Regions from separate parts of the Homo sapiens genome. Here region 1 is linked to region 2. A link is a loop called in an ENCODE intact Hi-C map of the cell type or tissue named here. Cell type or tissue: sigmoid colon. All regions are shown on one strand. Each heading gives the region's core, and the rest is flanking DNA. Links, peaks and the distances in the headings are about the cores only.

Evidence for each region. A loop is a pair of places that touch in the nucleus more often than their neighbours do. Peaks named below come from ENCODE experiments on the same cell type or tissue, not always from the same donor. Only the 100,000 strongest peaks of a DNase experiment are listed, where the experiment ranks them.
Region 1: it touches region 2 in a loop (2.8-fold over the local background); 4 of 110 quality-filtered maps call a loop at or near these places.

What each region holds. Positions count from the first base shown.
Region 1 is chr12:4,991,069-5,006,168 of GRCh38, forward strand. No RefSeq gene overlaps it. Among named protein-coding and RNA genes, the nearest start is that of KCNA5, 45 kb to the right of the region's middle. In sigmoid colon, for the core only: no CTCF peak of the experiment used is centred there; a DNase peak (open chromatin) is centred at 7,003.
Region 2 is chr12:4,903,313-4,918,412 of GRCh38, forward strand. It overlaps KCNA1 (potassium voltage-gated channel subfamily A member 1), which reads left to right and starts at 6,593. Exons shown (of 2, transcript NM_000217.3): 1 at 6,593-7,160; 2 at 7,528-14,944. The coding sequence starts at 8,067. The coding sequence ends at 9,554. RefSeq lists enhancers at 3,224-4,423, 5,218-5,974 and a silencer at 7,975-8,114. In sigmoid colon, for the core only: no CTCF peak of the experiment used is centred there; DNase peaks (open chromatin) are centred at 6,639 and 8,479; H3K4me3 peaks cover 2,832 bases; H3K27me3 peaks cover 4,840 bases.

The sequences.
Region 1 (15,100 bases), core at 3,138-11,137, 88 kb after region 2:
TAGTAGTTGCCAGGTAACTTTTTGAGATGAGCTTCAGTGGCTGTGACATGGGGGCTTCCATTCTCCAACCCCCATACATGACTGGGTCCTCACTTGGAGTAGTAAATGCTCATGGGACAAAGCTGAGATGAACAGGCCTGGTTGTTTAGCAGAGAAACTGTTGTTGTTACATGGACGGGCGACGCTGTAGGAAAGCAATCTGCAAGGCCATCCCGAGAGTGTTTAATTAATTAAATGGGTTCACCAGCTGAGAGCCATGCTGCAAAATAAAAGGCCTGTGGTGTCCCTTTCCTGAAAGGAAAACAACCCATCCCTCATTCCATTCTTAGTTATGTATTTATAATTGCAGCCATGCCTGTTTGCGCAACCAATGATATAGGTATAAGTCAATTTATGTGTGTTTTTAGCACCACGCTATTCAGTTGCCAAGAAACACACTACTTGCTTCATGGTTTACCTAATCCACCCTGTTAGTCCTTTGCAATGTGATCCATTTCTTTGTCCTTGGTTAAAGCAATCACGTGACCAGATTATGCCTGAGATTCTGCTCTTATCATCACCACCCTTCATCTCCTGTGTGGGTGCACACAGTCACAGGCACACATACATTCACATGCACACAAATCCGTGCACACACATCCACTCACATACACGCATTCACATGCATACAGACTCATTCACATGCATATACATCCACGCACACACACTCACATGCACACACTCATTCACATGCATACTTGCTCACATACACACATATTCATGCACGTACAGTTGCTCACATGTGTACAAATCATGTGCACACACTCATGTGCATATACATTTGAGAGCCCAAAACTTCGGAAAGAAAGAAAAGATAGAAAGATAGAACACAGCTTTAAGCAGGTACAAGCAGCCTCTAACCCTCTGAAATTCCCCTTGTGACAACCCACATAGCTGTCACATCTCATGGAGCTACATTTGAATTCTTCAGTTGCTGTGCTATTCTGACTAATGCACTTTCCTGAATGTCTGAAAGTTAACCAGAACATCCCCCCTCTTTTTTTTTTTTCTGTTGCACCATGCTACTAAAAATCTTCCTACAGGCATTAGCCCTTTTTCCAACCTTGGCAAATATCATAAGTAAACGAGCCTGTCTTTGAATGATAAAGGCTCATTGTAGTTGAGAATAGAGGCTCATTAAGGCGTAAATGACATGGATTTTGGAATGAGACAATCTGGTGTCTCATTTCGGCTTTGAATGGCACTTACAGGCCATGTGATTTCTGACACCTGGCTTAACTTTTATTAACCTTGGTTTTATTTACTAGCCTGCAGAAATGGAGATGACTATATTTACCTTGTAGAGCTATTATGGAAGCCATAAGCATTGTAGGAAAAGATCTGGAGCTTAGTGGTATCCTGTATAGGGCAGATGTGTTGTTTTGGCTTCTATTATTGCAGAGAGTGCCAGAGTAACATATAATGATAAAAGATGCAGGAAATGGAAATTGAGTCAAATGTAGAATCTCCTCAGGGCAGTCTTTTTTGAAAACTGAATTCTGATGCCACAGCTGATATCTTCCTTTTTAATAAAGTGGAGTCTAATGAGAACAATCCACATCTGATGTAGCTACACAAAGTTTCTCCATGGAGAATTGGCATCAGTGGTATATGTAGGTCTATGGGGCCAGCATAGGGTGAGGGATCCCTTTGGCTGTCCCCAGGCTCTGCTGGACCATGGAAGGAATGCAGGAGTAGAAACGTTGGGGACTTTCGCCCCAGCCACACAGGAGAGCAAGAGGGGAGGCAGAATCAGACTCCCAAGATCTTGCAGTTGGCTGCCTGGTCCTCGAGCCACATGGGGTCCATTCTGCACTCAATACAGTAGGGGTTGGTTATTCCTGGCAGAATTCCCTATTATTAAATAAAGAGAAACTTAAGGAAGCAAATAAAAAATGTTTCTTGTGCATCTTAGGCTTCTTGTGGCTTTTAAGGCAAAGAACATTTTGAGGAATTGTTAGCAAATCATAAACATATGGGTTGCAGTACTTGGCCTCAAAGATAGCTAGATGCAAACGTAACCAGCCTGGCCAACATGGTGAAACCTTGTCTCTACTAAAAATACAAAAAATTTGCTGGGTGTGGTGGCAGGCGCCTGTAATTCCAGCAATTTGGGAGGCTGAGGAAGGAAAATTGCTCGAACCTGGGAGATGGTGGTTGTAGTGAGCTTAGATCATGCCACTGCACTCCAGCCTGGAGAACAGAGTGAGATTCCATCTCAGAAAAAAAAATAAAGAAAGAAGGAAGGCAAGCATTGGCAGAAAGTGTCATTGGGAAGCTACCTTCTTACCCTCAGGCAGGTACATCTCTTTTTTTCTGGTTAACTTTCAGACGCATCGTAGGAGAGGAATATCGAGATGAGGGTGGCAAAGTCTTTGCAATAGGAGGGACGGTGGCTCCTGAGAACTGTAGACCTACCACATTTCTAAGAGCAGGATGGTATCCGAGTGGCTTTGTATTTGCCAAGGCACAATGTACAACCGAAACCTCAAAGAGTCGACTTTATAGAAAAAAACCGAGGCTGCTGAAATTCCTTTCCTTCCTTTTCTCTTATTCAGAGCATCCTAAAAGCAGGCTCTGGCATTTTCCTAATATAACAAGTTATATTAGGGACAAAACATAGAAGACAGAGAACTAAGAAATCCCCAGCTCCCAGTCTCCCTGGTCTGTTCTGCTTTTACCATTGGATTTTTAATTATTAATTAATCATGAATTAGTAAATAACAAACAATGAATGATAGGAAAGCATTGCACTGTCTTCCACTGCATCTAGAAACACTAAATGGCAATCCTCATAATAGACTCTCAATAAATATAATTAAATGCCTACTACATGCCAAGTGCTCTGCTGGGCACATTGGAGATCACAGAGAAGCACTGTGTCCCCAGCTTCTCTAGGGGACCCCAGAGTCTGTTGGGGAATGCCAAGAGGCATCGTGAAAAAATTCACTGTTCTTATCAGGCAGTAACTGCCAGTGCCCGGTGATCAGCTGGCCAAGCTCCTGGAGACTATAGACCAGGAGTTAGCTGGGAACCTGTTTTCTCCTTGTGTGTTTCATGACATTAATTTCAGTAGGAGAAATCCCAACTGGATGTGCTAGGTCTTCCAGCAGCAACAATTTTTAAACCTGGGGAAGGAGTTTTTTTCGTTGTTGTTTGTTTTGTTTGTTTTTATTTTTGAGACAGAGTCTTGCTCTTTCACCAGGCTGGAGTCCAGTGGCACCGTCTTGGCTCACTGCAGCCTCCGCCTCCTGGGTTTAAGCTATTCTCCTGCCTCAGCCTCCTGAGTAGCTGGGACTACAGGAGCCTGCCACCACGCCTGGCTAGTTTTCGAATTTTTTAGTAGAGACGGGGTTTCAACATGTTGGCCAGGATGGTCTCGATCTCCTGATCTCAGGTAATCCACCCACCTCAGCCTCCCAAAGTGCTGGGATTACAGGCGTGAGCCACCACACCCGACTGGGGAAGGAGTTTTTAAGGAAGTTGAGAGAGATTTGGGGGGAGGAGGGATTATTCTTTCCCTCTTAAATCTTGGATCCAAGGAACTTGTGTTTGTTAGAAAGAAGAGTCGTGATGCCTTTTGTCCCAAGGACTTCACTTGACATTAAATAGCTACCTGAACTGGAGCACACAGTTCACACTCACATGTGCACATGGTACAGGCTGAACCACTGCCATCGCTCTTGCTTCCCCCAGGACTTCACCCTGCCTAGGCTCCCAGCCAGTGGAATCTCTGACATCCACGGGCCTTCCTGGGCACAATCAGTGCTTGTTACTATTAGAGTCCTCTCCTGATCACCTGCGGGATACACTCAGCCTTGACATGGTTTCTGCTTTGCTTGTGACAGTGGTGCACAGCTCAGCCTCCTCTCTCCAGTGAAGCCACCCATTCTTAAAGAGTGCCCAAAGCTGCATTATAGCTCTGCTGTCTGTCTTCCCTCCTTTAGCCTCCCACAGCCTTCTTCAAAATCTATTTGAAAATAATCTTATCTCCTCTACATCTCCCAGACCGTCTGAAGCACTGTTGCTTAAAGGAATGAGCTCCAACTTTGGGGAAAGACAAGCATCCTTTTGGAGCAGGGCTTGGCCACTTGCTAGCTGTGTGACTTTTGGTGGGTAACTTGACCTCTCTGAGCTTCAACTTCTTCTTCTGTGAAACAGGGTGGATGTGAATGTTACAGGGTGACATGGCCAAAGCATCTAGTATGGTGTCTGGCACATGGTGGGGAGTTGTTATTTTTAATGCACCCCCTTCATTTTCTGATATGTGCACAGCTTGCACTAGCACAGAGTTAATTTAGCTTATGCTGCCATTTTATGTATGTGTTTTATGAGCCAGCACTTTGTTAGTCACTTTCAATAGAGGTTATCTCATTTAACCCTCCCAACTGTTTGTGTGATGTCGATGCTATTTTCTCCATTTTCTAGATAGAATAACTGAGGCTAGAGACCAGGCATGTGAAACGGGGTTCTCTAAGGACTCCACTAGCCCCTTTCCATCCCCTCCCACATCTGCTTCATGCTTATTTGCTTATCTCAAGGGAGATGACACAAATGAGAAGACACAATCCCTGTCCTCAGAGAGCCCAGAGTCCAGGAAAACCAAGAATGTCAGCAAGAACTCTAACCAAGCTTCAGGGAAAACAGACTCAGGTGCCTGTGGGCTGATCAGGCATGGCAGTGTACAGCAGGTGGTGAGGCAGTAGAGAAGGCATGGGCCCAGGTCCTCCAAGATGAGCTTCATGTAGCCTTGGACAACATGGGCACCAGAATAAAGGTCAATGGACCAAGAATCAAGGGGAGGAGAATTCCATATGGAGAGCCAAATGCACCCTCAAGAGACATAAGCAAATAAGCATGAAGCAGATGTGGGAGGGGATGGAAACGGGCTAGCGGAGTACTCAGCACCAGCAGAATGTGTGTGCTGGGATGGGGGTTCCGGGCTCAGGAATGGATTAAAAGGAAACCCATAGCTCTGTTGTCAAGGAGCTTGCAGTTTGATTGGTGGGAAGTTGAGCATTGAGAGAGAGAGAGAGAGAGAGGAGAGAGAATTGCATACACTTGCATGAGGGCAGGGACTGTGCTTTTCAATTTCTATTGGAGCGTCTTGCCTGTAGCATGCAATGCATCCCAGGTCTCTGGCCTGGCAAGTTCCTCAACCAAGTCACCTCTATGGAGAGCAGGAGGCAGCAAAGACTTGCAGACTTGCAGGCAAGTCAAGGGGCAGAAGTTGCTTTCTGCTTCTCAAGGTGAGAGGTGCAGGCCTTTGCTGGGGCACTTCTGGGAGGCTCCTTTTTGTGGCTAAGCTACCTGCCAACAAGGATGATTTCTCCAGGTATAAAGCTTTACACTAAGTTATGAGGGAGGCAGAAAAATGAGAAGACACAATCCCTGTCCTCAGAGAGCCCAGAGTCCAGGAAAGCCAAGAATGTCAACAAGAACCCTAACCAACCTTCAGGGAAAACAGACTCAAACACCTGTGGGCCGACTGGGCATGACAGTGTACAGCGGGTGGCAGGGAAGTGGAGAAAGGGTGAGCCAGGGTCCTCCAAGATGAGCTTCATATAGCTTTGGACGACACAGGCACTAGAATGGAAGGAAATGGGCCAAAAATCAAGGGGAGAAGAATTCCATACGGAGAGCCAAATGCAGCCTTTTAAAAATTAGGGCCACAATAGAGAAAAGGGAGGAGGAAGAGGGGAAAGGTATGAGGGAGAAATCAATATCCTGACTGTATTGGCAAGAAGCTGGTAGGTCTATTAAGCGACCCAGAGGATCCTGGTGACAAAGTGAAGTGACAGTTTGGAGAAGTGAAAACACAAAACAAAACCACGGGCTCTGGGCTTGACTTCAAGTCCTGCTGTTGGTGTTGGCCATCCAGTCATGGACAAGTCACTTACCTCTCGGCCTCTATCTCCTCTCCTTGACCATTGGGTAATGGCACCCACCTTGCAGGTCAGTGAGAAAGAAAGGAGCTTGCTTCAGGGTGACCTTTGTCCTTTCCAGAGCTGTGGAATCCAGCCAGGTGTGGTGTTCCTCTACTATGACCTGACCCAGTTCTGACCCAGTTAAGAAGTATAAAATACAAGCCAACTTTACATCCCTTTCCTGTTTTTTGTTTGTTTGTTTTTTTGTTTGTTTTTAAATTAGAACAATTCTTGAAGTAGGCATCTCATTTTTGAATGGTAAACTGAGGCGCAGTCAAGCGTACCAATGGCCTTTATCCCACACTGTGTAGGAATTGAAGCGCTGGGATGCAGCCTTCCTGCTCCAGACCTGAGGGCTTTGCATCCGAATGTGCCTGAGAATTCCCTGGGGCCCAGTGAAGAGCTGGTTCTTTGGACCCACCCAGAGGAGGGTGCAGACTTGGAATGGGGCTAGAGTCTTCATTGCTCATATGCTCTCCGGGGTCTTCTGACCCAGGGGGCCCAGGGACCACACTTGAGAGCCTTTGCTTTAGACCCCATATGTTCTTCCTTCATCTGTGGTCCTTCCTCTCTCATGACACAGAGCATCTTTCACGGATGCTCTCTTTTTCTGCCCTGCCCAGGCTCCTGGCCCCAGCATGTTCTGGTGGCACTCTCTGAAAACCCCTGCCCTGGCCATCTGTCATGGCCAGAGGCGGCCAATGGATGGGGTCCAGGCTGGTGAGCTGCCTACATTGCCAAGAGGGGACCCTTGGAGGGCTTATAGGCGGCTGAGCCAGGGACTCTGGATCTTGCCCTTCTCTCTTTCCCCCATGGTGAGGTGCTTGGGGCAAGGCTGAGCCAGAACTTCCCTGGAACTTCTCTGCTGAGCATGACTTGGCCGCCCTCTTTCCCTGAGCCTTCTGCTTCGGGGCGCTAATCTTACTTCCTCTGGCATTAGTCTCCCAGTCTCTTGCCTCCCTTGAGCTCTCTTGCTCTTTCTCCCAATCTCCTGTCTGATCTCACCCCACTGCGATCCCCAGCACCCAGCCTGCCAGAATGGAGCTGGGAGGCAGTGACTAATGTGCTTGGAGGTGAGTCATCTACTAAATATAAAAACCCACTCACATCCCTGGATGCAAAAGATTCCGAGAGACTCCGTGTCCTTCCCCCTAAATCCACCCTTCCTCAGGGGACTGAGAGAAGTTGATTCGTGAACAGAAAACAAATGCCAAGGAGCAGCCACAGCAGCATCATCTCATTGCCCTCAGCTCCTCCCGCAGATCTCTAAAGGCAGGAATTTCCCTGTCTCTCTAGTTGCTCTAGAAGGAAGGAGTAGGGTTGGGAAGACCGTGATCCCCACCCTCCGTGGAGTTACGAAGGCAGCAAAATTGATCTTCAGGACCTCTCCCTCTCTTCTTTCTGCCCACTTTCTTGTTTAGGAGACCTCAGACTGCCCAGCCTCCTGCAAATGTAAAGATGAGTCTTTTAAATACATTGATATCTTGCAGGTCTTGGCCGTGCCTCACTGTATGTGATTGAATTGATGGGTTTCAGGTATGGGCCCTACCTTTGGACAGGTGCCCTCCCTTAGGGTCATTCAGTTCCCGCTACAGAGAGTGCATCTTGCTGGGCTTGACTGCTGTGAGTCTTTGTTCACATGGGAATAGGGGTCCTCTGTGCATGCGTGCATGTGTGTGTGTAATACCACGTATAGATTTATTTTTATTTTTTTATTTTTGTGTGTACATAGTTGGTGTATATGTTTATGGAGTGCACTTGATGAAGGTATACAATGCGTCGTGGTCACAGGTCAGGGTAAAATGGGGCATCCATCACCTCAGGCATTTACCCTTTGTGTTACAAACAATCTAATTATACTATTTTAGTTATTTTTAAATGTACAATTGAATTAATATTGACTACAGTCACTCTGTTGTGGTATCAAATACTGGATCTTACTCATTCTTTCTAACTATTTTTTGTACCCATTAACCATCCCCACTTCCCCCTTGCCACCCAACCGCAGGACTTGAAGTCTGAAAAGCTGAGTTCTAGTCCTCAGACAGGAACTAACTTCCTCTGTGACTTTAGACAAGTGTCTTCACCTCTCTGGGCTTCATCCTCCTAAAATCTGTTTGTAATGGAGTCTTACTAAATGCTCTTGGAGGCCTAGCCCATCCCTTTCTGTAATCACCACATACCCTTTGCTTACATGGAGGGTGGTCTGAAGGTCTCTCTCTGGGGAAGAAGCACAGGTGGCCTCCCTGGCCATGTGCCTCACAGGTATGTACCTGTGCACACATGCGATGTGGGGAAAACACCAACTGATGGCCTGACAAGCATTCACTCTCATATCCATGGTGCAGTCACTGCAGCCTGGAACAAAGAGAAAACGCAGTTCTCACCTTTCGAGGACTGTGATCTGAAATCGGATGGCACATCTTCTCATGTGAAATGTGAACTTGATTCCCTCTCCATCTTTTCATTTTTCTTTCTCTTTATGTTTTTCCATTCTCAGGCTTTTTGAAAGGCAGAGGAAAGACCATTTCAGTGGAGGTTAGAAGGTATGAGTAGTAATACAGGGAGATAGAAAAAGACGAAGAAGAAATGTGACAAATAAGCATTGTGCCTCTAGACTCCACAGGACTAAGCTCTGGTCTCTGCTGGGCCACTGTGTGACTTTAGACCCAGCGCCTGCCCTCTCTGGGCATGCACTGAACAGGAGGGCTTGAATGAGGTTTCCTTTAGCCAAAACATTCTAAAATTATGAGGTTACACAATTGAGGCATGGAGGAGAGAGAACCAGCCCTTGGGTGATGCTTACCATGAATGAACAATCTAAAAAGTCCCTGAGGATGAGCATCACTTTATTTTTAATAACTAAAATAATAAGTCATTCTTCTTTTGGCTCATTCAAAATGTATTTGTCTAGTGCCAATGAGTTTCAAACCTCCAAAGCGGCTGCCTGTCATAGGTGGGGTCTTTGTGGATGGGTCGCATGCCGCACTAAATGTTATGGAATTACCAGAGCAGACTGGCACATAAGCATTTCCTGATGCCATCAATGAGGTTTCTGAGAAGTGGTTTGCTCAGGTCGCATGGCTAACTTGTGGCCCAGCCCTACAGAGGACAATTACTTCCTGCTCTCCGTGAAGCTGGGCCAGTCTTTACCCTGTGGATCAACCAGGTTTACTCAGCAGGCCCTCGTCCTCTCTGACTTGGGGATGGGGAGAGTGAAGAGCTAGTAACCTTCTCCCAACCTTTATGCATCCTGGTAGATCTGTGGCTAGGCAAAATGTGCTTCCCTCTGGAACCTGCTTCTCTGGAACACAGCTCCTAGGTGGCAGTATTGGTGAAGGGATCTACACAGCTTGCTGTGTACACTGCCTCAAGGGGCACCACTGGCGTGCATTCTGTCTGGAGGCTCCATGGTTCTGCTCTGTGCCCCCCTCACCTCTCTGGTAACGATGCTCAGGGAATTTCAGGGTCCACCTTGCTGTCCTGGGACAGAGTCCTGGTGGTGATCTGGAGGTCCAGGGCACAGAGGAAGCAGAATGCTTTTTATCTGTGTCTAGATTTCTCCTTTTTCCTCCTACTGGTAGCCCCAGCAGAAGCCACCTGGAACTTAGCTCTCCAATTCACACATTGAAAGACACTTTGAGGGGTCACCTGGATTCCTTCCCCCAACCCAGGGAGAAGATCCAGACTCATTCAATGACCACAGCCTCTGAGGGCAGAGGAGGACAAGCTGCTGCCCTCGGGTGGCCTGGACTTCCCACTCCGAGCGAGTGGCTACAGCTGCAGCAGGCTCTGCAGTCCTCTTTGCATTCACATGCTCTTCCCTCTTCCCCTCAGCAGGGGCTGTGGCCGCCTCTTTCAGGGTCAGAGAGTCCTCTGGCTCCCCTTGCAGAGGCAAGAGAAAGAGGATCACAGCATTTTCATGCTCTGGAGCAACAGTGACCTGTATATCTGGAGGCTCTGGAGAGCTATTTTGTCAAAACTGAGCAAGCATGCCACCAGTTCCTTCATCCGGCAACATTTTTGAGCACCTACTATGTGCCAGCCATTTTCCCCATGCTGAAAATGCACTTGGTCACAGCAGGAGGCCTCTGTGTATTGTGAACTCATGAATGAGACCCAGCCCCGGGAGGTGCGTACCCATGTGCTCCTGTCAATCTGGCTGATAGTGCATGGCAAAACTCAGAGCAGCAATCTCCTGGCCTTCCTCCTCTGCCCCAGTTAATTAGGGAGAATAGTGCTGTGACCTACTCACAGTGGTGAACAAGAGAAGGTTTGGGGGACTTCGAGTGCCTTAGAGAAAGAAGCACCCACCTACAAAGTGTTTCCTGCAATTGCAGCAGGAAAGGCAACTATGATGGCTTGAGCCCAGTTAAGAGCAGACACCTCAGATAAAGAAATGGGATGCTGTCTTCCCAGGGAGAGAGAAGCCTATGCCTCAGCTGGTCAGGAGAATACAGGCTTGCTGCAAGTTGGTTCTACCCAGTGTGGGCTGCTAGGGAGGTTGAGCAGTTCAGAGACATGGAGCCCCACGGCCACTGTGTCTCCTGGGAACACAAACCTGGCTCCTAGCACGAGAAGCAGCAATGGAGAAGGGAGAACTCTGTGGCTGCAGGTGCTCTGTGACTCTGCCCTCCGAGGAGCCCATGGTTGGCCTGGGAGCCTTTGCCTCGTAGAGCCTCATCCTAACATTGAGGTCATCTCCAAGCTACCGAGTGAAAGAAGTATACCCCAATGCAAGCAGCGTTAGCACCCAGCATTTGCATTCTGTGCATGGCTGCTCTTCCCATCATCGGGGGCTGAACTGCTCAGGTTCATGGACACCCACCTCGCAGCTCCCTGCTAGGGCCTAGGACAGTGCTGGTGCCTAGCCAAGTCCATTTCTGTTGCATTGAATTGAAATGAGTTAGGGGCTGAGGGGAAAAAAAAAAGAAAAAGGCTTGTGATTTGTCCCATGGAAACTCATGTTATTCTTGCCAAAATCTTTGAAAAAGAGAAGCAGAGTGTGCACATTTTTTAAGGGTTACAGTCTTGTTTTTTTTTTACATCTCAGACTTTTCACATCAGGCCTAAGAGGAGCAGGCTAATGGGTATCTTGGAGGGCTGGATGAAGGGTAGCGGGGTCATGGCCACCCCCTCTGCAGGGCAGGAACCAGAGCAACAGAAGTAACAGAGAAATAGAAGAGCCTGGACATGTGCTGGTCTTTAGGGGAATCAGGAGATGGAGGAACAGTGTGGCCCCTCCTCTTATCCTCTGGTCATGGGATGCAGTGGCCTGTGGTCAGCACGCGGCAGGCACTTCTTCATCTGGCCCTGCCTTTTTTCCTCGGCTCCAGAATGGGGAATGAGCCACCACTCTTTGTAGATTTGTTGTGAGAATACAATGAGAAGTTGTGATAGTCAACGAAGTTCTTTACGTGTGTTGATCCATCCTGGAGCTTCACTACCTTTTCCACAATACCAGGGTTTGCTCATTTTCCAAAGCCCCAGTGTCCTTATAATTGGTGGTCCCATGGGGGGAACTGCAGGAACCATGAAGCCAGTTCACCCTGTGCCAGAGCCCTGGCTTTGTCATGCACCAGCTATGTAACTGTGGGCAAGTTTACCACTCATTACAAGTTAACGTGTTAACTTGTAATCATCATACTCACTTTGCAGAAGTGCCTGGAGGACCATCTGAGCAGAGACATGTAGGCAAGCACCCAGGACAGGTTGGCTGGACTGACCTGTATCTCACATACACTCCTGGGCATGCACTGAGGCCCTCCTCTTGTTTCAACTCTTCAGGCCTGCTTCTTCAGGCAGTTTTTGGGTTAGGAACATTTACCTTCCTCATTTTGCGGAGCAGGGTGCAAGCCTGTCTTTCCAAAAGGTGACGTTGCCTGGGTCAGAACACGCAGAGCGCTGGGAGCCCTTAGTTTGGGCGTCCCCACTGCAGGGACAGCCAAGGAAGTGAGGACAACTCCTGTTTCAATCTTCATACCCTGGGTGAGGATACGGAACTTGCATTTTATGCCTTTTCTCTACTTGGTACCTCAGTGGCGACCTCTGAGTTAGAGGTGTCACAACAGGGCCAGTTAGTTTCTGTTCATCAGGAAGCCCAAGGTGCCTTTGGAGCCCGGGTGGCAGAACTGACTGGCGTTGGCTGAATCCATGGGTCGCCTCTGTCCTCTAGTGGCGAGAGAGGGAAAGGCATTGGCCACTCCGGGCCAGGCTTGCCAACCAGATTCAATTGCCTTTGAGTGATGGTGTGTATTTGGTCACCTGGAAACCTAGCAGCACCAGGCAGCACAAACCCAAGCAAGGCCAACACACAGAAGTCATCACAGAACACATTCCAGGCCTGGGGTAGAGGGTTTCACTCACCTGTTTATTTGTTCATTCATTTATTCATTCAACAAATATTTATGGAGTGTCTGCTATGTGTGGGCATGGCTCTAGGAAGTAGATCAAGACAGTGATCAAAACAGGCAATGAGGCAGTGACGTCATTGGCAAGATGGCAGAAAAGGACTTTTCAGCACTTGCCCCTTCACTGAAACATGAATTTGAACAACAATCTGTGCACGAAAATACCTTCAGAAGAGCTCAGGAATCTGGGTGATAGATTACAGTACCTGATTAGTCAGTGTGGCGATTCCTCAGGGATCTAGAACTAGAAATACCATTTGACCCAGCCATCCCATTACTGGGTATATACCCAAAGGACTATAAATCATGCTGCTGTAAAGACACATGCACACGTACGTTTCTTGCGGCACTATTCACAATAGCAAAGACTTGGAACCAACCCAAATGTCCAACAATGATAGACTGGATTAAGAAAATGTGGCACATATACACCATGGAATACTATGCAGCCATAAAAATAATGAGTTCATGTCCTTTGTAGGGACATGGATGAAATTGGAAATCATCATTCTCAGTAATCTATCACAAGGACAAAAAACCAAACACCGCATGTTCTCACTCATAGGTGGGAATTGAACAATGAGTACACATGGACACAGGAAAGGGAACATCACACTCTGGGGACTGTTGTGGGGTGGGGGGAGGGGGGAGGGATAGCATTAGGAGATATACCTAATGCTAAATGACGAGTTAATGGGTGCAGCACACCAGCATGGCACATGTATTCATATGTAACTGACCTGCACATTGTGCACATGTACCCTAAAACTTAAAGTGAAATAATAATAATAAAATAAAATGAAATAAAATAAAAAAGAAAAGACACATTGAAGGCAGTAGGAAGGACAGCTTCAGATTACCTGTGTCCTCACACCCCCAAGCCTATGCAGGGCATCACCGAGAGATACCTTCTACGTGGAGGAAAGAGAGCGAAGTGACCGCCAGTTTCACTGTGGACCCTAGTGCTAGGCTAGCCCTTATGAATCCAGGATCCTGGAGTCTAATAATGTTAACAGAAAAACATTAAACAGATTAAATTTAATAGAGTTTAATTGAGCAAATAACAAAAATTCATGAATCAGTCAGTCCTCAGACCAAATAGGTTCAGAGAACTCCAGGCTGCAACATGGTCAGGTAGCATTTATGGACAGAAAATGGAAGGGAGGTGCAGAGACCAGTTGATGGGTTATGGCTTCATTTGTCTTATTTGAGCATGTTCTTATCAGTTGGCCCCCTGCAACTGACTGAAGCTCAGCTGCTGAGACTGGCTGAGACTCAGTTACCTGTTATAAAATTATACTCCTAAGTTAGGCTTGCAGTTAGTTTCCATCCTATGTTAGGTTGAAGTTAATTAAAGAGGGACTCAAAGTGCAGAGGCATTGTCAGACCAAATTTAATTTAATTTAACAATAGAGTGGTTAAGCGTATTTGGGGGGGAAAAAGATCCAACTATATGCTGCCTAAAAGAGAGTCACTTCAGCTTTAAAGATACATATAGGTTGAAAGTGAAGAGATGGAAAAAGGTATTCCATACAAATGGTAACCAAAAAGGGGAGTGGGGTGGTTATTCCAAAATCAGATAAATTAGATTTTAAGTGAAAAACTGTCACAAGAAATAAAAAAGTTTTATCCTACGTATAATGATAAAGGGATAAACTCATCAAAAGCATATAACAATGATAAATACGTATGCACCCAACATTAGAGCACCTAAGTACATAAAGAAAATATTTTAAAAATTAAAGGGGGAAATAGACAGAAATACAATAATAGTAGGAGACTTCCATACTTCACTTTCAACAATGAATAGATCTTCCAGATGGAAAGTCAGTAGGAAACGGTGGACTTGGACAACACTATAGACCAAATGGACCTAACAGGCACATACAGAACATTCCATCCAACAGCAGCAGAATTATGCACACACAGAGAGCATTATGCAGAATAGAGGGAGACATCACACTACCTGATTTCAAAATATTCTACAAAGCAATAGTAATCATGACAGTATAATACTGGCATGAAAATAGACATATAGACCAATGGAACAGAATAGAGAACCCAGAAATAAATCTATTCATTTTCAGTCAATTGCTCTTTGACAAAGTTGCCAAGAATATACAAGGTGGGAAATATATTCTTTTCAATAAAGTGTGTGGGAACAACTGGATATTCACATGCAGAAGAATAAAACTGAACCATTTTCTCACACCATATAAAAAATCAACTCAAAATGCATTAAAAACATAAAAGTAAGATGTGAAACTACTAGAAGAAAACATAGAGAAAAAGTTTTTTGACATTCATCTGGGCAATGATTTTTTGGATATGACCAGAAAAGCACAGGCAACAAAAGCAAAAATAAATGGAATTGCATAAAACTAAAAAGCTTCTGGGCTGGGCACAGTGGCTCACACCTGTAATCCCAGCACTTTGGGAGGCCTAGGTGGGTGTATCACCTGAGGTTAGGAGTTCGAGACCAGCCTGGCCAACATGGTGAAACGCCGTCTCTACTAAAAATAAAAAAATTAGCTGGGCCTCGTGGCAGGTGCCTGTAATCCCTGCTACTTGGGAGGCTGAGGCAGGAGAATTGCTTGAACCCAGGAGACAGAGGTTGCAGTGAGCTGAGATTGCGCCATTGCACCCTAGCCTGGGTGAAAAGATCGAAACTCCATCAAAACAAACAAACAAAAAAGCTTCTGTAAAGCAAATAAATAATTGACA
Region 2 (15,100 bases), core at 2,967-10,966:
TTCTCTATGTATCTCCTTCTTCTCCGGTGCTTTGTCTCATGACTTTCAGTCATCTCACCCTTCTCAATTTAAAATTCTGTCTGAGTGAGAACATCAGACTCTGCTTGGGTCTCATCCTTCTGCATAGCTTCTGAAAAGTACCTCCAGGCAAAGAGCCAAGGTGATCACAGGGATCACCTCGTTTGTTTCCCTTTTCTAAAAGGTCGCCATCCTGTCCTGCCTATTGCTCAGTGCTGCCCCACATATGTATTTTACTTTATGATGGAAAAGTCCTGTACTCATTATACTGATATGACTGAATGTTGAAGTTAGCTGTAAGGATTCTTGATGGTAGAGGTAGCATTTGTTCTTTTCTCTGATTCTTTAGTATTTATTGACTGTTTTCTCTCAGTAAATATTTATTAAAGACCTGTCTAATGTAATGTTTCCTGACCTTTTTGGTGCCTTTTTCTTTTGAAGCTGATACTTTGTTGGCCATCAGCTCTATGTTGGGCACTGATCAGTATTTGATTGTGTTATGCCCTCCCAGGAGCCTATGATATAGGGATTATATTTTACAAATAAAGAGATGAACATGTAAAGTGATAGAGTGACTTATCCAAGATCAAAGTGATTGAATTAGAATTCATCTCTGATTTAAGAACTTAGGCTTTTGGCTGGGCGCGGTGACTCACGCCTGTAATCCCAGCACTCTGGGAGGCTGAGGTGGGTGGATCACGAGGTTAGGAGATGGGGACCATCCTGTCTAACACGGTGAAACCCCATCTCTACTATAAAATACAAAAAATTAGCCAGGCATGGTGGTGGGCGCCTGTAGTCCCAGCTATTCGGGAGGCTGAGGCAGGAGAATGGCGTGAACCCAGAAGGTGGAGTTTGCAGTGAGCCGAGATCGCGCCACTGCACACCAGCCTGGGTGACAGAGAGAGACTCCAACTCAAAACAAAACAAAACAAAACAAAACAAAACAACAACAACAACAAAAAACAACAAAAACAACGTAGGCTTTTAACTATAACAGTGTAATCTCCCGTTGAGATTTTGATAAAATTATGTTTGGATCTTGTCCTTCCAAAGATGAGCCTAATCATAATGCCACCAAGAGGACTCCATATTACTCATTGTCATCTTAAATCCTTGGTGACTTCTGAGTTTTCCCTTTCAAGTCCTACTTGTTCTATATTACTTTTTACAATTATACTTCAAATCTTGTAAGACCCCCATTCCTCTGCTTGTGACACTGCCCTCAACAGGGTCTATAGTGAGTCCGTGGGCATATTCCTGCCTAGTATGACCACCTCCCTTCATGCCGTCTCTTGCCTTACCACTGTATAACACTTAAGAAACTGATCTTAAGAAGGACACTACATGTAGAACGAGTGCACATTTTTTCATAAATGATCATCAGGACGAATTCTATCCTGACTCACTTCCAAGTTAATCTCAGACACCCAGTGCCCAATTACTTAATTGCATGGTTCCTCACCACAAGTGAGCCCTCGGTGCTGCCAGGCAACCCTGCTACATTCCCCAACCCTTTCACTTTCCAATTCTCCTAAGTGGTTATTTTGCAGTTTTCCCCTCCCATTTCTTTTCTTTTATTTGCTTTTTTCTTTTTTCGGAGATGGGGTCTTGCTCTGTTGCCCAGGCTGGAGTGCAGTGGCTCAATCTTGGCTCACTGCAACCTCCGCCTCCTGGGTTAAAGTGATTCTCTTGCCTCAGACTCCCAAGTAGCTGGGACTACAGGTGCACGCTACCATACCCAGCTAATTTTTGTATTTTTAGTTGAGACAGATTTCACCATGTTGGCCAGGCTGGTCTTGAACTCCTGACCTCCAGTGATCCACCCACTTTGGCCTTCCAAAGTGCTGGGATTGCAGGCATGAGCCACCACGTCTGGCCACCCCTCCTATTTCTAAGGCCTCCTTCCCCATCCTCACTTTCAGCTGATGACCTTGCTTTCCTTTTTACTGAGAAAATTTCTTCTGATTGCATAGGTGAATGTCCACTAACTCCCACAACTTCTACTCAATTACTTGCAGCTGACTTCTGCTCTCTGTCTCTCTCCCATTTCTATAGAGAAATTGCCCTTTTCCAAGGCCAATCCCTTATTTTGGGTCTTAGATTCCATTCTCCTTTTGCTTTCTCAAGAACATTGCTCTGATTTTTCTCTTTCTACCACATCACTATTTCTTTTCTTTCTACTGAGTCATTGCCCTTAGCATACAAACATATTGTAATAGATTTCATCATTTTTTTAAAAAAAGTCTCATCACTCATCATCTTCCTTCAGTCTACTACCCCATTCTTCTGTTCCCCTGGGCACCAAAACTCCAAGAGCTGTTTTTACCTACTGTCCTCAGTTCTCTCTCAATCTCTTTTCAACTCAATTTTTCTAAATCTGATAGTCATTTCTATGTTCCTCATTCTACTCATCTTACTGGCAGTAAGCAACAATGTTGATATCTCCCTTCTTCTTAACATACTGTTCTCATTTGGTTTTGCAGACCCCACATTCTCCTGTTTTGTTCACCTCATCATCACTCCTTCTCAGTTTCCTTTGGTGGCTCTTCCTTCTTTTATCGACCTCTCAGCATTAGAGCGTCCCAAGGCATGATCTCTGCATATTTCCTCTTCCTTTTCTACCCTCAGGTTCAAGTGCTGTAATCTCTGTAATCTGCTACTCTGGCTTTAATTACCCAAGTGGTTCTCAGCTGAGGGTGATTTTTGCATTGTCTGGAAACACTTTTGGTTGTCACAACTAGGGGAAGGTGCTACTGGCATCTAATGGCTGGAAGCAAGGGAAGCTGCTGAATATACTAAAATCCACAGGACCACACCCCACAACAATAAAAAGTATTCAGCCCAAATGTGCTAAAGTTGAGAAACCTTGATCTACCCAGACCTCTTCTCTGAACTCTAACCTTGTATGTTTAACTTTCTACTCAACATCCTCATTTGCATATTTCTAGGTATCTCAAAGGTAACATGTCCCAAACCAAAGTTGTGATTCCCCATGCCTCAGCTCAGCTTCCCTAGAAAGCATAACCCAAGACAGGATTATGTGCGAATGCTTTAATGGGAGGTGTGAAGCCAGAACCATGAGAGGAAGAGAAAAGGAGAGTGAGACAGGGAAGGACAGGGTGCAGATCCAAGGAGAAGAGTTACCAAACTAGTTACTGCTTCATGAGTCACAAAGAGACACAGCCTTTTCATTAGACCATGTGGTTGCTTGGCCATGAAAATAATAAAGGTAGAGGGGATTTACCGACGAGCTCCATCCTAGCTTGCATCTCCCACTGGGCAAGCTCCTCTTGGTCCATTGAGCTAATGCACCCCTAGGTTTGTGTTACTCACCTAGGCCTTTTTGCAGTCTTGAGGAATCCAGATTCCACTCCTTGCAGTGCTGTCAACTTCAAGAGGCAGAACTCTGCCACCCATCGAGTTGACTTTTCCAGCAGCACCTGCAGTGGGGCAAGTGGCCATTGGACAAGACAATGGTGAGCTGGAGAGAATCTGAGGAGATGGCCTACGCTGCCCAATACAGTGACAACTAAGACACACAAGGTCTCAGACTTCAAGGAGCTCCTAAGCTGCCCAACACAGAAGATCTCAGAAGACACAGAAGATCTCAGACTTCAAGGAACTCACATCTAGGTAGGAGCGAAACTGTTTGGGACACTCCTGCAGTAAATGATATTACCATTTATCTGGTTATTAAGGCCACAAGCCTAGGAGACAGTCCTAAAACTTTTCTTTCCTCACATCCCAAATTCTGCCATCTCTATTTCAAAATGTAATTCTCTTCCAAAAACTCCTTACAAGCTCACCACAGTCTCCCTCATCTAAGCCAACATTGCTTATGCTACTTAGTAACCTCCAACCTTGTGTCTTGTTTCTAGTAGCCAGAATAATCTCCAAGAAATGCAAATCATATTGCTATATTGATGCATATCCTCCAGTAGGTTCCCATTGTACTCAGAATGAAATGAACTATTCTTACCATAGCCTTAGAGGCCCTGCATGATCTGGGCTCTGCCTGCCTTTCTGACCTACCTTTGATGACATTCTTTCTCAGTGACTTCTTTCTGGCCATACTGGCTCTCTTGTTTCCTGAATATGCTGAGTCTGTCCTTGCCTTGGGACCTTTGCTCTTACACCCATCCTTTCATCTTCCTGTTCCTTGCTCTCTCTTCTTGATGTTTTTTGTTCAAATGTTACTTCTGCAGAGAGGCCCTTCTTATCTGCAAACCTATATTTGTCACTTGCTGTGCCTGATTCTTAATTTTCTTTATCTAACACTATAATGTATGACGTATATGTTTATTGTCTGTATCTCCCACCAGAATATGAGCTCCATGAGACCTGGGACCTTATATGTCTCCATTCCAGTGCAAGGGCACCATCTGGCCCATAGCTGGGGCTGGGCAAATATTTGTTGAATTAATAAATATCTTCAGACCCTTACCAAGGGAGGACTTCCATCAAGAATGCTGAGTTCCAGTTAGCCAGGAGTGATGGCTTGTGCCTGTTGTCCTCCCAGTTACTCCAGAGGCTAAGGTGGGAGGATTGTTTGAGCCCAATACTTCAAGGTTGCGGTGAGCTATGATTACACTACTACACTCTGTCTCAAAGAAGAACAAGAGGAAGAAGAGGAAGAGGAAGAAGGAGGAGGAGGAGGAGAATGCTGAGTTCCCAGCTCACAATTTTCTTCCAGTCCCTTGGAGGTCCAGTCCTGCTGTAAACACATCTATCAGAGATGTGGAAGATTTCCTAATATGCCCCCCAATAAAACCCGGAATTTAGGAACCTGGGATCTCATCCAATCTGTGAATCCCTTGTAGTAAGGCAATCTCCTAATGCTGAGTCAGGGCACATGCATTCACAAGAAGCTAGGAAGATGACAGTCTTAGGGACATTTAAAGGAAGGCAATGGGTTATAGGAAGAGGGAGGTACAAGATAAGGACAGATAAAGTGGAGAATAGGGAAGCTCAGTAGTGCTAGGATATGGTCAGAAAACCCTTGTCTCGTAGGGTTATCCCCAGTAGGGTTCTAGCAGTGGCAGCAGCAACAAAACCAAAAGACTTGGCAGTACTTCAGCTGGGAGCTTCATATTTATATCTTTGTTTTTATTTTTAAATTTTTTTAAAAAATATATTTATTTGCATTAGAACAGCAGTGCAGAAAGGTAGGGATCCCTGGAGCTATTGAGATTGAGGGATATGCGTGTGGAAGGTGGGAAAGGGGAAGAGTTTAATATGGGAAGGAGGAGTATAAGAGAACTCATTGTTCATGAAAGAAAAGCTGGGGTACGGATCTGAAGGAGGGGAGGGAACATACACTTTTGTTTTTCTGAAAGGAATGCTGGCGTCTGAATCTGGAGGAAGGATTTAACTAGTTCCAGACAGGGACTGTTGCACTGCCTGGGCAATCCCGCAGGGGCCCCTGCTTTCCACTAGCCACAATAGAGCGGGAAGGATGCAATCATTGGCTTTGATTAAGGAGGTGGGTGGTGTAGGCGGGAGGCAACGGTGGTGAGAAGGGTGGTCCCAAGGCCGCGGGAGGAGCCAATCAGCGGCGACTCTGGGCTCTTGCAGCCTCCTTAGAGACTCCGCAGCCCTGGAGGTACCAAGCTGCCTGCTGCCTTTTCTCGCGCTGCAGGCGCGGAGATGCAGCGCCTCTGGGGGCGCAGCTCCAGCCGCACTCGCAGGGCAAGGCACACGCCCCCGGCTCCTGCTGCCATGCGCCTCTGCGGGGGACCCTTTCCAAATAAATTGCAAGCTTTGAAAGTGGCCCTGTGGAGGCACTAGGCTGGGGAAAAAGGCTGCGGGAGGAGGGACATAGGGTGGGAGGTGAGTAGGCGACTTGCTTCTCAGATTATTCCCAATTAGCACCAAGTTGGCAGACAACCCCACAAACCCACGAAGCCTTCGGTCCCCCACAAGTCACATTCCCTGTATTTCAGAATAATCGGATCGTAAGAAAACTTCAAGTCCCATCGTAGGTTAAAGAGGGACAGGCTCTTAGTACCGCCGCCGCCCAGTAAAACTACATGGAACAAACCCAGGGATCCTCATCTGCACAGCTCTGCCCAAAGTCTGCAGCTCTGCGAGTCCAGCCGGCGGGGGAAGCTGGGTGGGCCCCGCAGAGAGCAAGGGCCTTCTTGGGGGAGGAGCGGGATGGGGCGCAGAGCAGTGCGATCGAAGAGGGTTACTGTGGGACTGCACAAAAGCAAACCCGTCGGAGGAGTTTTGCCAGAAACACCACCGCCTGCATTGCGTCGGACCTGACCATTTCCAATGTGAAATTCCCGGGGAAGGTCGCGAGCCGCTAGGGGCCGTTCGTGGGCGGGGCGGCGGGCCACAGGGGAAGTAGAGTTAGCGGTCGGCTTTTCTGGTAGGAGAGGAAAAAGCTGTGCTGGCAAGGGTGGGAACTGAATGACAACCCCGCTCTCTTCCAAACCACCCCCTCATATTTTCCATCCACCTCCTCGCTCCTGCCCTCCCCCGCCCTCCCCAACCCACGCCCGGGTGGGCCAATCGCTGCTCGGTATTCCAGGCGCTTTCTCAGGTTTCTGCTGATCTTGCAGCGCCCAGAAATGGACCGAGCGGACCCGCCGCCGCACGCACCCTGCTCCACTCCAAGCTCCTAAGGGCTCCTGGCGCGCCGCGTAGCCTTGGCGAGGTCCGCGCTGGGGTGCGGAGAGCGAAGGGAACTGGAGAGCCATGTAGATCCAGGCTCTCGCCCGCCCGCCTCCTTCGGGATCGAATCAAGGGCTCCCATAGTGTTAGGAGGGGGCGAGAGTGCTGTTTATCGTCATTTGCCTCGGAGCTTCGAGAGAGGGTGGTATTTTGCTTTTCCGCCCCGCATCCTCCGGAACTCCCTGCACCGGAGAGAGGACGGCGTCTCCAGGTTGCTGGCAACCGGTGAGAATGGGGGTAGGGAAGGAACATTTTCGCCGTAGCTGCTCCGTAAAGCGATTGTCCAACTGAGAGGGGCGTCGGACGAGTGGACCAGGGCGGCGAGTTTGCCCGGCGCGTCTCGGATGCTGCTGCGGCGGCCGCCGCGGCTCCCGCCAGGGCACTGCAAAGACGACCTGCCGCATTCCCACTCGGGCTCTCCGCTGACTCAGCACCGCCCCTGCGCCAAGCCAGCCGGCCAGGTAGGGGGTTCCCCAGCTCGGGGATGCAGAAGCGGGGGTTGGGGGGACCGGGTGGGGGAGGCCGGGGGTGCGGGGATGCTGTCCGGGACCCTGAGCTTCCCCCGGCGTCTCTCGGCGCTTTTCCGATCTCTAGTTTAACGAAGTTGTAAACAGATCGGCTGTTGGGCATTGGGGAAAGTGGGATGGAAGAGCCCCAAACTTGGATTTCCGGGTGTCTGCGTGTCGTCTGTCCGTGTGTGTGTGATAGCCCTAGCAAACGTCCAGTGCTTTCTCAAGCTAGAGGTCTGTGTTCTTCGGTGTCTGTAGGTCCGTCCCATCTGAATGCTTCTGATTTTCTACCCCCGTATCACTTTCTATTTCTCTGCAGCGTGCATCGATCGCCCTGGTGGGAGCTTAGAAGGCGGCAGGCGAAGAGGGGTAGGAGGGGGGAGAGCCGAGGAGAAGCAGAGAGGGTGGCAGGCGTGGGGATCTGCCGAGCCGGCACTGCACCGGGTCCTAGGAAGGCTCTCGGAGGGGAGGGGAGGCCAGGGCGACCCCCGAAGCAATGGCCCAGTCCGCTAGAACGGCACTGCGTTAAGGCACCTGGGATCAGGAAGAAATATCTAAACAACAACAACAGAAAACCAACAAACCCCCAAACCCAAACCCAACCCTCTGCAAAAAGCTGCACCCGGCCCGCAGGCGAGGGGGATTCCAAACTGAGTGAAAGGCAGGGTGGAGGGGAAGGCAGCGAGAGGCAAAGTCGCAGATCTCCCGACCTGCTCGTGTTGAAGCACCTCCCCCTGGGCGTGAGGGAGACGCGCGCTCCGGTGGGGGGGCCGCTTGGGTCCCCCCCACCCCTGGTCCCTGGCTGCTTCCCACCCCGGGCTCTCTCCTGGCCTCCCACCCCCGCGCCCGGCTTCCACCATGACGGTGATGTCTGGGGAGAACGTGGACGAGGCTTCGGCCGCCCCGGGCCACCCCCAGGATGGCAGCTACCCCCGGCAGGCCGACCACGACGACCACGAGTGCTGCGAGCGCGTGGTGATCAACATCTCCGGGCTGCGCTTCGAGACGCAGCTCAAGACCCTGGCGCAGTTCCCCAACACGCTGCTGGGCAACCCTAAGAAACGCATGCGCTACTTCGACCCCCTGAGGAACGAGTACTTCTTCGACCGCAACCGGCCCAGCTTCGACGCCATCCTCTACTACTACCAGTCCGGCGGCCGCCTGCGGAGGCCGGTCAACGTGCCCCTGGACATGTTCTCCGAGGAGATCAAGTTTTACGAGTTGGGCGAGGAGGCCATGGAGAAGTTCCGGGAGGACGAGGGCTTCATCAAGGAGGAGGAGCGCCCTCTGCCCGAGAAGGAGTACCAGCGCCAGGTGTGGCTGCTCTTCGAGTACCCCGAGAGCTCGGGGCCCGCCAGGGTCATCGCCATCGTCTCCGTCATGGTCATCCTCATCTCCATCGTCATCTTTTGCCTGGAGACGCTCCCCGAGCTGAAGGATGACAAGGACTTCACGGGCACCGTCCACCGCATCGACAACACCACGGTCATCTACAATTCCAACATCTTCACAGACCCCTTCTTCATCGTGGAAACGCTGTGTATCATCTGGTTCTCCTTCGAGCTGGTGGTGCGCTTCTTCGCCTGCCCCAGCAAGACGGACTTCTTCAAAAACATCATGAACTTCATAGACATTGTGGCCATCATTCCTTATTTCATCACGCTGGGCACCGAGATAGCTGAGCAGGAAGGAAACCAGAAGGGCGAGCAGGCCACCTCCCTGGCCATCCTCAGGGTCATCCGCTTGGTAAGGGTTTTTAGAATCTTCAAGCTCTCCCGCCACTCTAAGGGCCTCCAGATCCTGGGCCAGACCCTCAAAGCTAGTATGAGAGAGCTAGGGCTGCTCATCTTTTTCCTCTTCATCGGGGTCATCCTGTTTTCTAGTGCAGTGTACTTTGCCGAGGCGGAAGAAGCTGAGTCGCACTTCTCCAGTATCCCCGATGCTTTCTGGTGGGCGGTGGTGTCCATGACCACTGTAGGATACGGTGACATGTACCCTGTGACAATTGGAGGCAAGATCGTGGGCTCCTTGTGTGCCATCGCTGGTGTGCTAACAATTGCCCTGCCCGTACCTGTCATTGTGTCCAATTTCAACTATTTCTACCACCGAGAAACTGAGGGGGAAGAGCAGGCTCAGTTGCTCCACGTCAGTTCCCCTAACTTAGCCTCTGACAGTGACCTCAGTCGCCGCAGTTCCTCTACTATGAGCAAGTCTGAGTACATGGAGATCGAAGAGGATATGAATAATAGCATAGCCCATTATAGACAGGTCAATATCAGAACTGCCAATTGCACCACTGCTAACCAAAACTGCGTTAATAAGAGCAAGCTACTGACCGATGTTTAAAAAACAAAGGCAAGCAAACAAAAAAGCCCCACTTAGCAGCTCAAAAGACTTAAAAAACAAAACAGAAAACCTAGTGACTCATGTCACGCTTTGTAGATACTTTACTAAGTAGACTTGGAATGCTCTATTTAACTGTCAATGCGTTGTTGCATTGAGGATTTTGGGGGTGGTGAACCAGAAGCTTTCAAGATCCATGACAAAATAAACTATTTTCCTTTTATTAAAAAATGGGAAAAGAGAGAGTATTTTCTAAAACTGGCTTAAAAAGATTCAGTCCACGAACTAGTCTAGGTAAAATAATAATCATATGCTTCCCCAAACTGAAACATTTTTAATGCTTTGGTTTCTTTAACTTTTTTAAAAACTCAGAACAAGATGATCACTTAGAAATATGAAATTGAAATTCGCATGGGACTCCAGTAAAACATCTTTGCAAACTGCGTAGCACATTGAAGACAGTGCATCAGATGTATTATATGTAACATGATAGACCAGCCAAAATGGACAATGAATAGATATTTTTATTTCGATCAACTGAACTGCATATTACAAGGTGAAAAAAGAAAACTCCGATTACTTAAGACTGGTTCACAAAGCACCTTATAAATTGGATACTGGTCCTGATCTGTAGGGATTTCCCCCTGGGCCCATTCTCTTTCTAATCCAGATTATTCTCTAAGAAAAAGTTAACTGAATTAAATTAATTGATTCTTCTGCAGTGCCGCTAAATGGTCTCAACTGCAGATGAGCCAAATACAGGTCTTTTCTCACCAGGCCTGCACTCCGACCCCTGGCTTTCAGAACTGGATGTAAAACCTTAGCCTCCTTATTGCAAGAGAGCACAAATGAAGTTAAATGTAAGCATGTTTGAATCTGATACAATTTATTTTATAATCGCATGCTGAGAAGTTAACCCAGACAATAGGGGATAAGCTTAAGTTGAAATCGATTCTTCTAAAAATAGATCCTTTTTCATTTGCATTCACCAAAAGTGCACTCCTCCATTTATTAACTATTTTATTAGTAAATAAAGTACTGTATTTAAGTGCATATGTTAGTCAGATGGGAACAATAACTTTTTGGAGCTCAAAGCATGTTCTCTTATTCAGCATTATGGCCTATTTGACTAAGATGTACCTTGAATTAATTAATGCATGATTTCAGTAATAAAAATTTTAAAAGTAATAAAAATTACAAGTCTGTGGGGTGAAAGGCCCAATAGAAATTATGGGGGGTGGGGGTGGGGGCACTCAGTCAATTTTCCTGCCTTTGCTCAGGGAAATACCAGGTTTTTGTGCAGGTATAGGCGGAGAGAGGACCAATATGCCCATCCCTTAAAGGGAAGCCATGTGAAAAACTCAATAAGTCATCAAAGTACATATAGCAACACCTAAGAACAAGTATTCTTTCTAGCTGAAGACAAACACAAGCAACACAAACAAGCAAACAAACAAACAAACAAAAAGGTGCAATACTGCATGTTTTTTGGTGCATTCTTAGGATGTAAATGAAAATGTTTCTCTATTATATGCATCCGAAGCAGAGCTGATTTTTTTTTCTTTGCAGTCATTCTTTGAAGTCTGTAGAGACTTCAGCCCTCCCCTTGAGGCTCCCTGAAGAAACTAAACCAATTGATTTAATAGTTGCTTAGTGCCTTTATCCTGTACCCACAGTGAACTGTAGAAAGTGCCTCCTTAACACAGCTGAGAAGTTAGGTAGCAAAAGTGGGGAAGGGTTGGGGCACAGACCTTTTGCTTTTTCTTTTTCCATTCTCGCTCTCTCATTTCACCACTGTGAGAAGACCACACCACCCTAAACCCTGGAGAGGAGAGACCCAGGAGGGTGCTGTCTCTCTGGCCATCTACTAGCATTGGTCCCTTTGACAGCCTGACGCTGGATGTGAACTGAGACCCATCTTTGAACTGGACATGAACTGTGAACTTGTTTTTTCCTCTCTCCACCAAAGCCAAGATAAACTTTTTGGGAATTTGTTTCCTATCGAGGGCCACTTTGGACACACAAGGCTTCCTCAGGTCCAGTGTAGTGCTCCTGGCACCTTTCCTTATTTTTTTCTCTGTCGGTAACAGCACTTTGCAAATCTCTCTGACGGTCCAGTCTTTTCAGGCATTGTTGTGGATGTGGGAACACTCAGTTCATAATAACCTTTCCTAGGCCTTCCCTCCTGGTCTACCCCTTTCAGATATTTCCTGATGCCCCTATGATCTTCCCACCTGGCAGTCACTTCACAGGTTGAACATCTAACTTCTGCTGCCCCCCCGTTACCCAGCCCAGAGAATGGTGGGGACCCTGTTCCTGGCTGAAAGAGAGCCACGGAACACAGGCCTCTGGAGCTCGGCAGCTGCCCACCGGTGGAGAGGTACTCACAGCCTTTCAAAGGACCCTGAGGTGGGGAATCTTCATTCTGCACTTAGCATGTGGCTGCCTGTTACCTGACATTCTGGCCCAGCTTCTTCTGAAAATCTGTCCTGCTTCTCCCACCCCTTTCCCCCATCCTGTCCTAGAACTAGCAGTGAGGCAATCACCCTAGAAACTCGAGTTACACCCATTCTGGCTAACTCGATTAAAAGAAAGAACATGGATATCTTATTTTCCTATGTGACTTTTGTGAATCTGTGAGATGAACACAACACACATCGTGGAAGATGAGGGGCCAAGAACTGCGCAGCATCCGACTACAGGGCATTAAACCCTCCCATGTGATGTCTCCTTCTCGTCTGAACCTTAACTCATTCTGGCGATTCCTTTCCTACTTGCTTAAAAATCCCCAATTAGGAAAAAAATGCCAACCTCCTCCCAGGCTTGGGGTTATCTTGATCTTTCATTTCAACGTTGAGGTCTAGTGCACACAGAACTTGAAACACCGCACTCTGTCAACAGCAATAATCCACTCAGTACTGTGGGATGGATGGGTTAATGGATGAGAAAACGGCACCAAGACTGACTTTGGGTATTTGGTATATTTACCGTGGTTACACTCTGGACTGGTTGATTCTTCTGCATGTGATATAGAAAAAAGTGCTGCATGCGGTGAACCTGTCAGTCTGGGACTGGGGGTGAGTTGTTGTTATGAGTTTGGGGTGGTGTGAGGAAAGTGAATGCTGCTTAGCTCATCTGTAGCTCATTGCAATGAATTCAGTAAGAATGGAGTACAGGGATTATCTGTGTAGCATAGGCATGCAATGTTTGACCAAGCTCTTACCCTCGCACTGTAATGTGTTGAAATGTCTTTGTAGACCTGAAGGTGCACTTAACAAAACTGCCTATTAAGGGATGACTATTTTTTGGTTTACTTATTCATATTTATTTTAGCAGCCTTTTTACCTTTTCTTCCCCTTCCTAGGCATGGAGCTGTAACAGCTCATGTCCTGACTATGTGTTTTCTCCAGAAGGAGAAGACTTCTGATGTGCTGATAGCTATAATTCCTCTCTTCCAGTCTATTGGGGCCCTAGTTCAATAGGGTGGCAATAGAAGAGTTGGTCACACCAGGGCTGTTAGCCATCCCAGAATCTCTGAAGTGGTTAACTCACCTGAAGTGATCTGAATCAGAGAGACCAAAGACATTCATTTCCTCTGTCCTCAGATTTCTAGAAGACAAATTCTAGCCAGGAAAACTTTCTGTTTTTGCATCTCCCTTTTCCCATTTGTGCCCAACTCCCCTTGCACTCCCTGGAGACTTGAGTTCTGATTTTCAGTTATATCAGCTCATTGGGAGTGTGTTCGTGGGTGAGCCTTGCAGAATCAGATAAACCAATAGCAAGTCCTTCTCCAGGATTCTGGCCAGTGGGCAGTCATTTCCCTGAAATGAATTGTAGGGCAGGTTTAGATTCCACTATGGTGGACGTGAAGCACAGGTGGTGTCACAATCTTGATTTGCTTGAGAATTAAAAAAATACATGTAAATGGTAAATGAGGAATACATTTTTTTAAAGTAGAAATTTGGTTTAGCCTATAAAAGGCCTTCTTCACATTGTGTATAGTTACACGTTTTTCAAATTAGGTACCATCTAAAAGTCAATAAAAATAGTTTCCTAGCCCTCTCATTTAATATAGGAGACCTCAAAACACATGCTTTTTAACAATTTTACATTTTAATTCTTAGTTTGGTAGATTGGATTGAAAGAAAGGAGAAAGAACATTAGCAGAAGGCACTTTCCCATTTTCTTCCAGGAATGACTTATTCCTGGGGTGGTGAGAATTGGTGGGTGGTAACCATCCATAGTATAAAATTGTTAGAAAGAATATAAACTGCCAAACAAGCATGTTATCTTCAGGCTTTTCCAAGCAAGAATGAAGTCTTTTGATGTTTATGTTCATTTTAAGAAGACAAACAAACTAAAATTTTAAGACCAGACACAACCCAAGTTGAATTGTGATCTCAGGAGGTGAACTCTCATTCACCATGTGGCATATTACTACCTGTATTTATATCATGGAATTTCAGGGTATATGTGAACATGTCTAGTATGACTCAGGTAAACCTTTAAAGAATGTATGTTACTTACCATTTTTGTAAAGAAGCAAACAGGAGCTGAATTGTTAACCAAAACTGTTCCATTACCTTGGGTCACTGTGCAAACTAATTCAGGGTACAGATATAAAGTTTAGAAGCCTTGGGATTAAATGCCAGCCTCTTTGCTCAGGCAAAATGACCCTGGGCTTTCTTGGGAAGTCCAGCATGTATGTAAGGGGTGAGGCCCTGCTGACCTCAGGGCTTTTCGCTTTAAGGAGATTAACCCTAGTCACAGTGATTTTCATTTAGGAGCTAACTAGGAGTTTACTCTTTATGACGTGAAACTTCAAAGAGTATAGAAAACTTTTGTACCACAATCAAAGAAGAAGAAATGGTGTATGGAAAGAAAACAAAACAAAACAAGAAATCTCTTGTAAAATATTCCAGGTCAAAGTTGTCTCCTCTCCAAACCTTGCAGAAGCACCTTTCTTCTCTTCAGCGCACTGTTTTGGGACTGTTTATGCAGCAGATGTAAGTAGACAACATGGACTCCATGTGACATGCCTCTAATAGTAAAGATAAAGTATTACTGAGGTTAAAAATAAAAATTGAGTAGTATTAATTTAAAGTGCACCATCAGGACAACAAACCATTTAAGCTGAAAAAACGCTATTTTATTTCTTGAGTTTGCCAGTTGCTTCCACCTTGAGTTAAGGACGTGTCTCATCTTCACCTACTGCGCATTCTCCCTTCTCTAACTGTGTAATATGTCAGGTCAAGGACATTGAATGTTATGAATTGAGAACCTAATTGATGCGCATAGTTTTCATCTATGCAATTTTACTTGCTTCTGTCACTTTACGATCTGTTCATATTTGGCATCAATTAAAGATACTTTTTAAGGATCTTATCAAGGAATATCTTGACTGGTTATTTGTCTCTTGTTTAACTGGTCTTTTGGGGGCCCTTTTCTTCCCTTCTTCTGTGGGGTCTCTTTAAATAGTGGGGTGAATCCAAGATCAGATCATGAAACAGACTTGTTTCCTTTGGCCCACGTGGTCTGTTTCTGCTGTC